Regions from separate parts of the Homo sapiens genome. Here region 2 is linked to region 1. Evidence: chromatin loops called from intact Hi-C (ENCODE). Cell type or tissue: Caco-2. All regions are shown on one strand. Links, peaks and the distances in the headings refer to the core of each region. The heading gives the core; the rest is flanking DNA.

What was found. Peaks named below come from ENCODE experiments on the same cell type or tissue, not always from the same donor. Only the 100,000 strongest peaks of a DNase experiment are listed, where the experiment ranks them.
Region 2: a loop joins it to region 1, with 2.1 times the contacts of the local background. A loop is called at or near these places in 2 of 110 quality-filtered maps.

What each region holds. Positions count from the first base shown.
Region 1 is chr20:33,002,286-33,007,662 of GRCh38, reverse strand. SUN5 (Sad1 and UNC84 domain containing 5) reads left to right here and starts at 3,230. Exons shown (of 13, transcript NM_080675.4): 1 at 3,230-3,399; 2 at 4,744-4,802; 3 at 5,002-5,076. The coding sequence starts at 3,323. RefSeq lists an enhancer at 1-574. In Caco-2, for the core only: a CTCF peak has its summit at 2,425 (motif pointing right); no DNase peak of the experiment used is centred there.
Region 2 is chr20:33,093,533-33,098,909 of GRCh38, reverse strand. It overlaps BPIFB4 (BPI fold containing family B member 4), which reads right to left. Exons shown (of 18, transcript NM_182519.3): 12 at 3,757-3,810; 13 at 1,123-1,293. Among named protein-coding and RNA genes, the nearest start is that of BPIFB4, 17 kb to the right of the region's middle. In Caco-2, for the core only: CTCF peaks have their summits at 2,561 and 2,761; a DNase peak (open chromatin) is centred at 2,779.

The sequences.
Region 1 (5,377 bases), core at 324-5,323:
GTGCAGAGTCCACTGGGAAGGGACCCAGGGAGCGGCGAGTTTGCTTGTGGTTGCAAGTGTTTTCCCTGCAAACATGGCCTTTGCCAAAGTGTCTCATCCCACATGTGCGCTGGGGCTGCCACGTAGCCAGTAGCCAGGCCCAGCTCCCAACCACTACAAGCCCCTGGGGCTAGGCAGCTATGGCCTTAGTGAGGGCCAGGAGATCTCTGGAAGGAAAGCTGCTTCTAGGAGGGTATCTTATCATGCCCAGCCAAGGCCTGGGAGGATGGGGCCCATGAGGACCCCATCCCCCCTCCCATAGGCAAGGGGATGGCTGCAATGACCCCTCAAGCCTGGTACCTCCAAGCTCTCTCGGAAACATGACCCTTTTAGGAGGGGCAGAAGGCTACCTGAGCACCATCCTCAGTCATTGACTGAGCCCTGACCCTGTCACATATTCACACACTGAGTCCTGACCCCAGTTACTGAGCTCTGACCCTGATCACATGCTGAGCCCTGATCCCAGTCACAAACTGAGCCCTAACTCAGAAGGGAACAGAAGAGAAAGTGTGCGTGACCTGTCCCCACAGCTTAACATCCCAGCCTCTCTCCAAATGCACATTCCACTCACAATGGATTAGTCCACGGTCTCTTTCCACATTACAAACGTCAGCCTCCGCCTTGGCTGGATGGGACCCAAGGAACTGTGTGTGCGCATGAAGGAATTTGCATATGCACATGTGTGGATGAGGGTTGTGTTGATACATGCATGTGAGTGTGTGTGCATAGTCACATGTACGGGGAAAATGTGTGCTCTTATGTGTGAGTGTGGACATGAAATGGGCACGTTGGCATCTTGGTTTATGGTGTTGTGTGTCTATTCACACAATCCAACAGGACCACAGAGGTGGGGAGTTTTGTGTACATGTATGCATGTGTGGGCTTGGCCTACTGAGTGTTTGTGGGTCTGTGAGTGTGTGGTGTTAGGTGCATGTGTGTATGCAAGTGGACTGTTTCCTGGGATGGGGAGGTACATGTATATATGTTCTTGTGTGTGTGCATATATGTGTGCACAGCAGGCGATGGCCTTTCCATTTTTCTTCATTGGCACAGGATGACTTGGGGCCTTTCCCCAACTCCAGGGCACTCTTTGACTCCCACTGACCCCACACCAGCCCAAATATCAGGCCCAGCTCCCAGGCCCACCCTGTGCTAGGCCTCCACCAGTGTCTACAAAGCTGACCACAGACACCATCAAGCCCTCCCCTGAGCAGCTGGAGCTCACTTGAACCAGCCCTGCCTCCCAACCAGTGCTCCCTTGCCCCTATTCTAGACGCAAAGAGGAATGAGAAGAGCCTGCTGTGAGCTCCCTGACACCCTGCTCCTGGCCTTGGTCTGTCCACCAATGCCCAAGACCGGCCCCTCCTGCGCCCTCACCATAGCTGATGCAAACAGCAGACTCAGTGGACAGAGGCGCAAATATTGACCAAACCCACTCTTGGTGTTTGCTGTTGGCCTGGACACTTCCTTTTCTTAAATATTTCCAGCACAAGAGCCATTTGGGTGACAGCCAGTAGACATAAAAGAGGGAGATTCTCACCAGCCCATCCCAGATCTCAACCGGCTCCTGACAGCAATGGCAAGCACCGTTTGGTGAGCACCTGCTATATGCAGAATGTTCTGCCAGCCACTTTGCCTGCATCCGCAGGGATGGGAGCTGGTTCTGCTCAGCCCTGTTTCCAGCACCTGGACCATACTAGGTGCATAAATATTTGTTGAATGAATAAATGAATGAGTATACATTTGAAAGACCCTTGTAACAATTGTAGTGGTGGCATTTCAGAGTTTCCCCTTCACTGAATATTCTCAGGGGTTTTGCATTGGTGTCCTGTTGCTGCAATAATGTATTATCACAAACTTAGTGACTTAAGACACAATTTATCATGTTACCATTCTGGAGGTCTGAAGTCCCAGATGGGTCTCCCTGGGCTAAAATCAAGGAAGTATTGGCAGGGCTGTGTTCCTTGCTGGAGGCTGTAGGAGAGGAATTGTCCACCTGCCTTTTCCAGCTTCTAGAAGCTGCCCTTATTCCTTGGCTCCTGGTCCCTTCCTCCATCTTCAAAGCCAGCATGTTGGGCTGAGTGCTTCTTGTGCTGCCATCTCCCTGCCTCCCTCTTCCATTTTTAAGGACCCTTGTCATTACATTGCACCCACATGGGTAATCTAGGGTATTCTTCCCATCTCAAGATCGACTGATTAGCAACTTAAATTGCTCTTCTAGTTTTAACTCCCTTTTGCCTTGTGACTTAACATATTTACATGTTCAGGTTTTAGTGTGTGGGCCTCTTTGAGGGACCATCGTACCACTTCCCATTGGTAATTAGCCTGCAATTTTAAGCAACTGCCACCAGGGGGCAAAAGTGAATTCATTTTAGCTTTGCTATCCAAATAGTCAAGCTCCCTACAGGCAGGGTGAACAGAAAAAACTTAGCCCGACATTTCCACTCGGTTATGCTTTTATTTTCCCCAGTAAAAAAGTAGAACTTTATTTTTGGACATAGAGTCTCACTCTGTTGCCCAGGCTGGGTGCAATGGCGCGATTTCTGCTCACGGCAACCTCTGCCGCCTCCCGAGTCAAGCAATTCTCAAGCCTCGGCCTCCCGAGTAGCTGGGATTACAGGCACACACCACCACACCCAGCCAATTTTTTGTATTTTTAGTAGAGAAGGGGTTTTGCCATGTTGCCCAGACAGGTCTCAAACTCCTGAGCTCAGGCAATCCACCCGCTTCTGCCTCTCAAAGTACTAGGATTACAGGCATCAACCACCGGGCCCAACAAAAAGTAGAACTTTATTAAAGCAACAACACATGCAATGTTATTTTGTGTTATGCACAATGTCCACCAGTGAGAAGCTCAGCATTACAAAATGCATTCAGGTGCAACCTAAGAAGGTGAAAAGCCTGGGAAGCTTGGGGCAGGAAGGGATCTAGGAAACAAGGAAAAGCATGGTTGGGTTACTGGAGCTTCAGCTCTCGCCCCTGTCCAGCTTCTGAGACCCCAGCATGGCCCTTCCTGTCTTGATGCCTCAATTTCCCCATCTTAAGAAAGGAAAGTGGGTCACAATGGCTTCCTCTGGGGGAGGTTCTAGGGCCAAGCTGGAGACTAGCCCCATCCCCTGCCCCTCCACCCACCTGCTCTGTGAGGTCACAATGCCAACTGCTCCACTGATCCTGGCAGATTCCACTTGGCACTTTTCAGGGGACATTCAGAGGCATCAGCCCCTTCCTCCTCACCAGCTCCCAGAGTTCCCATCTCCATCCCCAATCCTAAAGAAGGAAATCGATGCCACGGTCCTCAAGGAGCCCTGGGGACCCAGGCGCCCTACTCGAAGATGTGGCCCACAATCCCAGACCCCGGAGGTGAGGATGGCAGCCCCTCCCTTTGCCCAGCCCTTTACAGTTTACAAAATGCTGCCCCTCCACCCTGTCCTTGGAGATGAGTGGCATTGTCAACTGTACTGTACAGAGACAGCCACCAAGACCAGAGAGGTTTGGCAGTGGTATTCCCAAAGTCTCCCAGCCAGGAAGTGGTGAAGCAGCCATCCTTCCAGCACGCATTTATTGAGCATCTACTGTGTGCCGGGAAATGCACAGAGGACGGGGAACACGGTGTGGCACCAGTCTGATGTGCTCCGTTCCCTCATGGAGCTCACGGTCTAGTGCAGGAGACTGGTATGAAAGAAGGAAACAAGTATTTCGCCATCTTTATCTGTCAGAAAGCCTCTGAATGCAGGTGACAGAAATTCCAACTTAAAATGATGCCTATCTCTGGGCACCCAAATCTGGGTGTATATCCCAAGAGAGTATACCAAACAATCCCCAAGGGTGAGAAAAGAAATAACCAGGCTAGAATGTATGTCTTTCATCCTCTTTTAATTTATATTATTCAGGAATGTTACCATAAATCTGTACATTTGGGAAGGGTAAACAATGTATTAGTACAATTGGGTGTATATATAATTTATTAATAAACCAATATAAATACTCTGAGGTGGTATAAACAAAAATGTTTAAAGACCTTTGACTTAAGAAATAAGGGAAAATTTTAAATCTCACATATCAAGAGGTCCCAAGGTGCAGGGGGCTCCGGAGTGTGTTAATTCCTCAGTTCTGCCACCCAAGACCCAGGTTCCTGTCATCATTCTGCTCTTTTAGCCCCCTCTCATGGTCACAAGATGGCCACCACAGTTTCAGGTGTCACGCAGAAATGTGGCGTCTAGGGGAAGGAGAATAAGCATCGTTTTCTGTGGGTCTCATTTAGCTAATCCTAAACCTAACTTTTCCCCCAAGTCCCTTACCTCGTAACCACCCCCCTACCTCACCCTACCTCACCCCTGCAGACTTCCTCACCCTTGAACCAATCACAGCACAGGGAATGGGAGCACGACAGCAGGCTTCGACCAATCAAAATGGCCTAAAATCACATTGGGTAGGAGCAGACAAAGGAACAAAACCAAGCTTCTGCCAACCTCGGGGACATGGCGACAACCGCCTGTGACTGCCACAGCAACCTGGGTCTTTTCCTTGATGGATACCTGGATTTGGGGTCAGCCAGACCTGGGTCTGTCCCTGAATCACAGGCTGGTGGTGTTGGGAAACCTTCTCTGTACCTCAGTTTCCCAATCTGGAACGTGGTATGCACATTCCAAGGACACTATGTTCCTCATAATTGTAAAATGCGACTATGAATCTTATCATCCCCAGGATTGCCCAGCGAGGCCGGAACACCAGCAGGATGGCAGAGGACACCTCCCCAAACATGAGTGAGCAAGGACAGGTGCCCTGGTATTTTCATGGGCAGCTGAGGGGCTGAGGCTCAGGGATGTCAAACGGGCAACCTGGGGCTACCCAGCAAGGGGCAGGGGCAGGGATGTTCGCACCAAGCTCTGGGTGCTCCCTAGGTCTCTGCAAGCACCAAATCAAGAGGCTGGCAGTGACATGACAGTCCTGTGCTCTCTGCAGATGACAACATCCTGTTGCCTGTCCGCAACAATGACCAAGCCCTAGGCCTGACTCAGTGCATGCTGGGATGTGTGTGTACGTATATACTGAATAATCACCTTCGTCATCAATATGGGTCTGGGGAGAGGGTCCAGCCTCGGCCCAGGCTGACCTGGGGGTGGCAATGCCTGCCCTGGACTGCAGGGGTGGTGGGGAGCTGCAGGTTGAACTCTGGAGTTCTACCCATCGGAGGTATCATTCCTGCCAAAGTCTTTGGTGGCTGGAGAGGGGAACTGGGAGGGAGGCTTGCTGTCTGGAGGAGGAGTTAACTGCCAACCCTCCTCTACCACCAGTCTGGCTGCTGGTTTCACCCATCCATCCACCTGTTGAGTTCATC
Region 2 (5,377 bases), core at 159-5,158, 91 kb before region 1:
TGAGGTCAGACAGTGCCTGACATGTTGGAGGAACACTGAGGAGCTCAGAGGTGATGAGGGGATGGTCATGAGGACTTTGTGGGCCATTGTCAGGAGATGGGCTTTTATTTCAGAATTGAAGGAATGCAGAGGAGAAACATGGTTCATTTTTTTTTTTTTTTTTTTGAGATGGAGTCTTGCTCTGTCACCCGGGCTGGAGTGCAGTGGTGCGATCTCGGCTCACTGCAGCCTCCGCCTCCCAGGTTCAAGCGATTCTCGTGCCTCAGCCTCCCGAGTAGCTGGGACTACAGGTGTGTGCCACCACATCCAGCTGATTTTTGTATTTTTAGTAGAGGCAGAGTTTCACCATGTTGACAAGGCTGGTCTCGAAATCCTGGCCTCAAGTGATCCACCCACCTCAGCCTCTCAAAGAGCTGGGTTCTCAAGTGTGAGCCACCATGCCTGGCCATGGTTCACATTTTAAGAGGATTCCTTTCTATGAAATAATTGTGAAAATTGTTGTATTTGTATCTGTCCCCTGCTAGGTACCAGGTACAAGAGAGCAGGCACCATCTGTCTCGTTTCCCCTTTCCCCAGTGTCAAGTAGAAAGCATAACACATAGTAGGTGCTCAATAAATATTGCTGAATGAATGATCAAGACTGGCTTGGCCACACACTGGGTATAGGCAACCTGTGAGAATAATATCAGCTAACACTTTGGCAGCCTTTAGGGTATGTCAGGCACTGCTCTGAGCATCTTACTAATGCCCTACTGCCATCCCCCTGTGGCAGAGGAGAAAATCAGTCTTAATTTCATTCAGTCATCACGACAACCCCATGTGGTATTTTTTCTCCATGTTACAGATGAGAAAACTGGGGCTCAGAAGGAAATGCCAAGCAAATTGTGCAAGGCCAGCAAGAGAGTTAAGATTCTAGTCTAGAGATAGGGAGTGACTTGTCCAAAGTCATGTAGCTGGAAGTGGTAAAGGCTAGATTTGGGTTAGAGCCTCTGGCCCCAAAGTTGGGCCCATAGTCATGATGGTGGAGATTGAGGGGATTTGAAGGGGTCTTTGGGCTCCAGGAGACCATGTGGCTCTGTCTTGAGGCCCAGCTGGAGGCCACCAGTACCTCCAGACACTCACCACGTCAATGAGGCAGATGGTAGTCTCCAGGTCTTTGGGCTGGGAGACCATGACCTCGGCAGTGGCCAACACCTTCACCAGCGCTTTGTCCTTCTGCAGCATCACAGATGGTGGGTTCAGCACCTGGATCCTGATGATAAGTGGGCAGGACTCGGGGTACTGCTGGAACACCTGTGGGCAGGCACCAGGCCAGATGGACAGGGCCCTTAGCATAGGAGGTACCCAGGGGGTTATCAGCCAACCTCTAAACACAGAGCACCGGGGTCTCATGTTGCTTGAGTCCAACAAACCACAGGCAAAGCCAATGACCCACTGTGAGAACTGGGCAAGGAGCTGCCCTCTCCAAGCCTTGCACATGGGGTTACTATGAGAAATAACTGTGATCATGCCGGCAAAATTCAGGCTCAATGCCTGACACCTGGAAATGCTTAAAACTTGGTACTGAGTGAAATGGGGTCTCCCAGAGATGCTGGCCAGGTGCTGAATGGACAGTCTTAATTTCATTCAGTCATTACAACAACCCATGGGGTATTTTTTTTTCTCCACATTACAGATGAGAAAACAGGGCCTCAGAGGGGAATGCCAAGGAAATTGTCCAAGGCCAGGAGGAAAGTTAAGATTCCAGTGCATGTCTGTGGGCTCAGAGCCCAGAGCCTCCCAATGCCTCTGAACACTGTTCCTGAAATGAGAAGTCCACGCCTGGGGAATCCCACAGGGAGGTCCCAGGCAAGGCACAGGCTGCCCCCGAGCCCGGATTGCTGGAGGGACTTGAGCTTGTTTGCTGCAGTTTGATTCCCTGAAAGCTAATTTACTAAAGGGACAATTCATAAAATGGCAGTTTGCCATATTTATCAAATGATTGACTTACCAAAAATACATACTTTAAGGAATATACTTCTTAAATATGTTAACTGACCATAGAGAAATGGGCAAAACCACAATATTACTTTCAAAAGAAACAGAAAGAAGTCCCCTCCCCTGGTGACTCCGTGCAGCCCAGGTCTCCAGGACACATTGCTGGGTCCAGCCTGAATCCCCCCTGCTGCAGTCCCAGCGCCACTGAGGACTCAGTCCCTATTCTACCCCAGCTCTGCTACTGCCTCATCATGTGACCTCTCTGAGCCTCTGTTTCCCCATCTGTAAATGGTGTGCTTCTCCTCTTTGGTCCTGTGGATAGAGGGAATGATCAGAACCAATTGAAAAAGTATATTCTGACTGGGCACTGTGGCTCATGCCTGTACTCCCAGCACTTTGGGAGGCCGAGGTGGGCAGATCACTTGAGGTCAGGAGTTCGAGACCAGCCTGGTCAACATGGCGAAATACTGTCTCTACTCAAAATATAAAATTAGCCAGGCATGGTGGTGCATGCCTGTAGTCCCAGCTACTCAGGAGGCTGAGTCAGGGGAATTGCTTGAACCAGGGAGGCAGAGTTTGCAGTGAGCTGAGATTGTGCCACTGCACTCCAGCCTAGGCAACGCAGCAAGACTCTGTCTCAAAAAAAGAAAGAAAAAGTATACTCTAAAAAACAATTTCATAAGCTGTAAAGTGCAGTGCACATAGGAAGTGACCCAGTAAATAAAAGGTCCAGTTGATTGAGGGGTCCACCTGCTGGCTGGAGCTGCCACTGTTACCACCCTAGAGAATGATCCTTCCGATGTTCAATTTGCAGCCACATGAGGGCAATAGTGACCACGTGTTGAGTTTGTTCTCCCCCTAGAGCCTTTGAATTCCACCCAGGACTAAACAGGGCAGGCAGAAAAGAGGTGAAAAATGTCTAAAATGGCTATAGATTGCAGCCATCATTCACACCTGCATAACACTTACTAGGTACAGAGCCCTTTGCTTCCAGGTGCAAGGTAATAGGCCCAGAACCAGACATGGGACCAGAACTGGGGTGGGAAAGGCCTTTGTTCCAACTCTATATGGTCACTAATTGGACAAAAGCACACTTGCTTTTTTTTAAAAAAAGAAGTAATGTGTAATTATTAACAACAGCAATAATAGTTCATGTTGATCAAATGCCTGCTCCTTGCCTTGGTGCAGACTCCAGGTCCACAGCCACCCTCTGAAGTGAGCATGGTTACCCCGTTTTCCAGATGAGAAAACTGAGGCTCAGAGAGAGGAATTGTGCATCTAAGGTCATATGACTGGGATGTGCTGACTCATGTCTGTCTGTTCCAAAGGCCTGGCTTTTCCCTCTAAGCAGCTGTGCACCCGAGTGTGCCTGGCCCGCGTTGACACCTTTACATGCATCATCTCATTTACCTTCCTATGATAACCTATGGAATAGGTATCAGCAGCCTTTTTTGACAGATGAGGAAGCTAAGGCTCAGAGATGTTAAGACTCTTCTCCAAAGTCACACAGCAAGGGAAGTGGCCAGGCTAGGATTAGGCCTATGCAGGCTGGACCACCTATAGAATTCAGGGTCTTTCCACCTCAACCCTCTGTGTCTTCCCCCGCCCCCACCCATGGGGGTCTAGCCTGCAAGCCCTTGTCACTGTCACTGCACTCCCAAGCAGGGGTTCGGGGGAGAGCACCCCACCCCAGCGCTGAGCATCTTCCCTTCCAATCCAGTTTCTCAAACAAGATAGAGAATGAGGCTGAAGGCAATGGGACCTGCCCACCTTACATACCTTGGGGATCAGGGCTCCCAGTGTGGCTGTGGTAAGTGGAGGAAGCTCTTCAAACTATAGGACAAGAAGAAGGGCCACGTGAATCCTGGAGGCTATCGGTACAGACAGGAGTTGCTAATACAGTGATTAAACTCCTACATGCTTTACAACACCCAGCAGGGCGTCTTCGTCTTCTCTCCCTGAAAGACCCCTGGGGAAGTCCTGCCTACCCAGCCATCATCACCATACGCAGATCACCGTAGCCAGTTTGTGGTTAAGTGACCTGGGCTGACTTAAGCTGACCAAGGAGTGTTTCAAAGAACAGCAGGCAAAACCTGAATATTTCTCCTCTAAAAATGTTATTCTTGGGCGAGAACGGTGGCTCATGCCTGTAATCCCAGCACTTTGGGAGGCCGAGGCAGGTGGATCACTTCAGATCAGGAGTTTGAGACCAGCCTGGCCAACATGGTGAAAATCCCGCCTCTACTAAAAATACAAAAATTAGCCGGGCATGATGGCACATGCCTGTAATCCCAGCTACTTGGGAGGCTGAGGCAGGAGAATTGCTTGAACCCAGGAGATGGAGGTTGCAGTGAGCCAACATCACAACACTGCACTACAGCCTGGGTGACAGAGCAAGATTCTGTCTCAAAAAAAAAAAAAAGAAAGAAAGAAAAAGAAAAGAAACAAATGTCATTCCTTATTAAAACAAGGAGACCAGCATCAAGTCCATTTGCATAACTCAGTGTCCACTAAATTCATGACCTCTGTCATATCCTTGAACCACCTGTACTATTATTTACTTAGCATTTTTAAATTGGCTTGCTTCTTAAGACCTCAAATACTCAAAATGGAAAGCCAGTACCACTTGACACAAAGAGATGGCAACTGTAAAACCAAATACAATAAAAACAAAATAATGCCATTACCTTCTGCATGGATATCATTGTCTGTGGAGAGCTTTGGGCATGAGCTCTGTTCTCTCTTAGTTTAAAAGGGGACAACGACAAGTGCAAGAGAGGGCTAACTATATACGGACACCAAGTGGAGACTTTTCTCTTAATGGAAGCAAGTGTTGGCATCATTTGTATGATGGTTTTGTGCAGAATGTCTTGTTCTTAGGAGATATACAGTGAAGTTTATGGAATGAATTGTCATGATGTCTGCGAAAGCTCAAATTGCTCAAAAACAGATAAGATAGATGGATAGACAGACAGGGAGACAGACAGAGAGACAGACAGACAGATCAGACAGATAGATTGATAATGGGTGAGTGGGTGGATGGATATATAAATGGATGGATGGATTGGTGGATGGATGGATGGATGGATGGATGGATGAATTGTGAAGGAATGCATAAATGGGTGGATAGATGGGTGGATGGGTGGGTGGATGGATAGATAAATGGATAGATGGATAGGTGGATGGATTAGTGGATATGGATGAGTGGGTTGATGGGTAAATGGGTGGGTGAGTGAGTGGATAGGTGGATGGATGGATAGATGGATGGGTTGATGGATGGATGGTCGGGTTGATGAGTAGATGGATGGATGGGTTGATGGTGGATGGGTGGGTGGGTGAGTGGATAGGTGGATGGCTGGATAGATGGATGGGTTGATGGAAGGATGGGTGGGTTGATGAG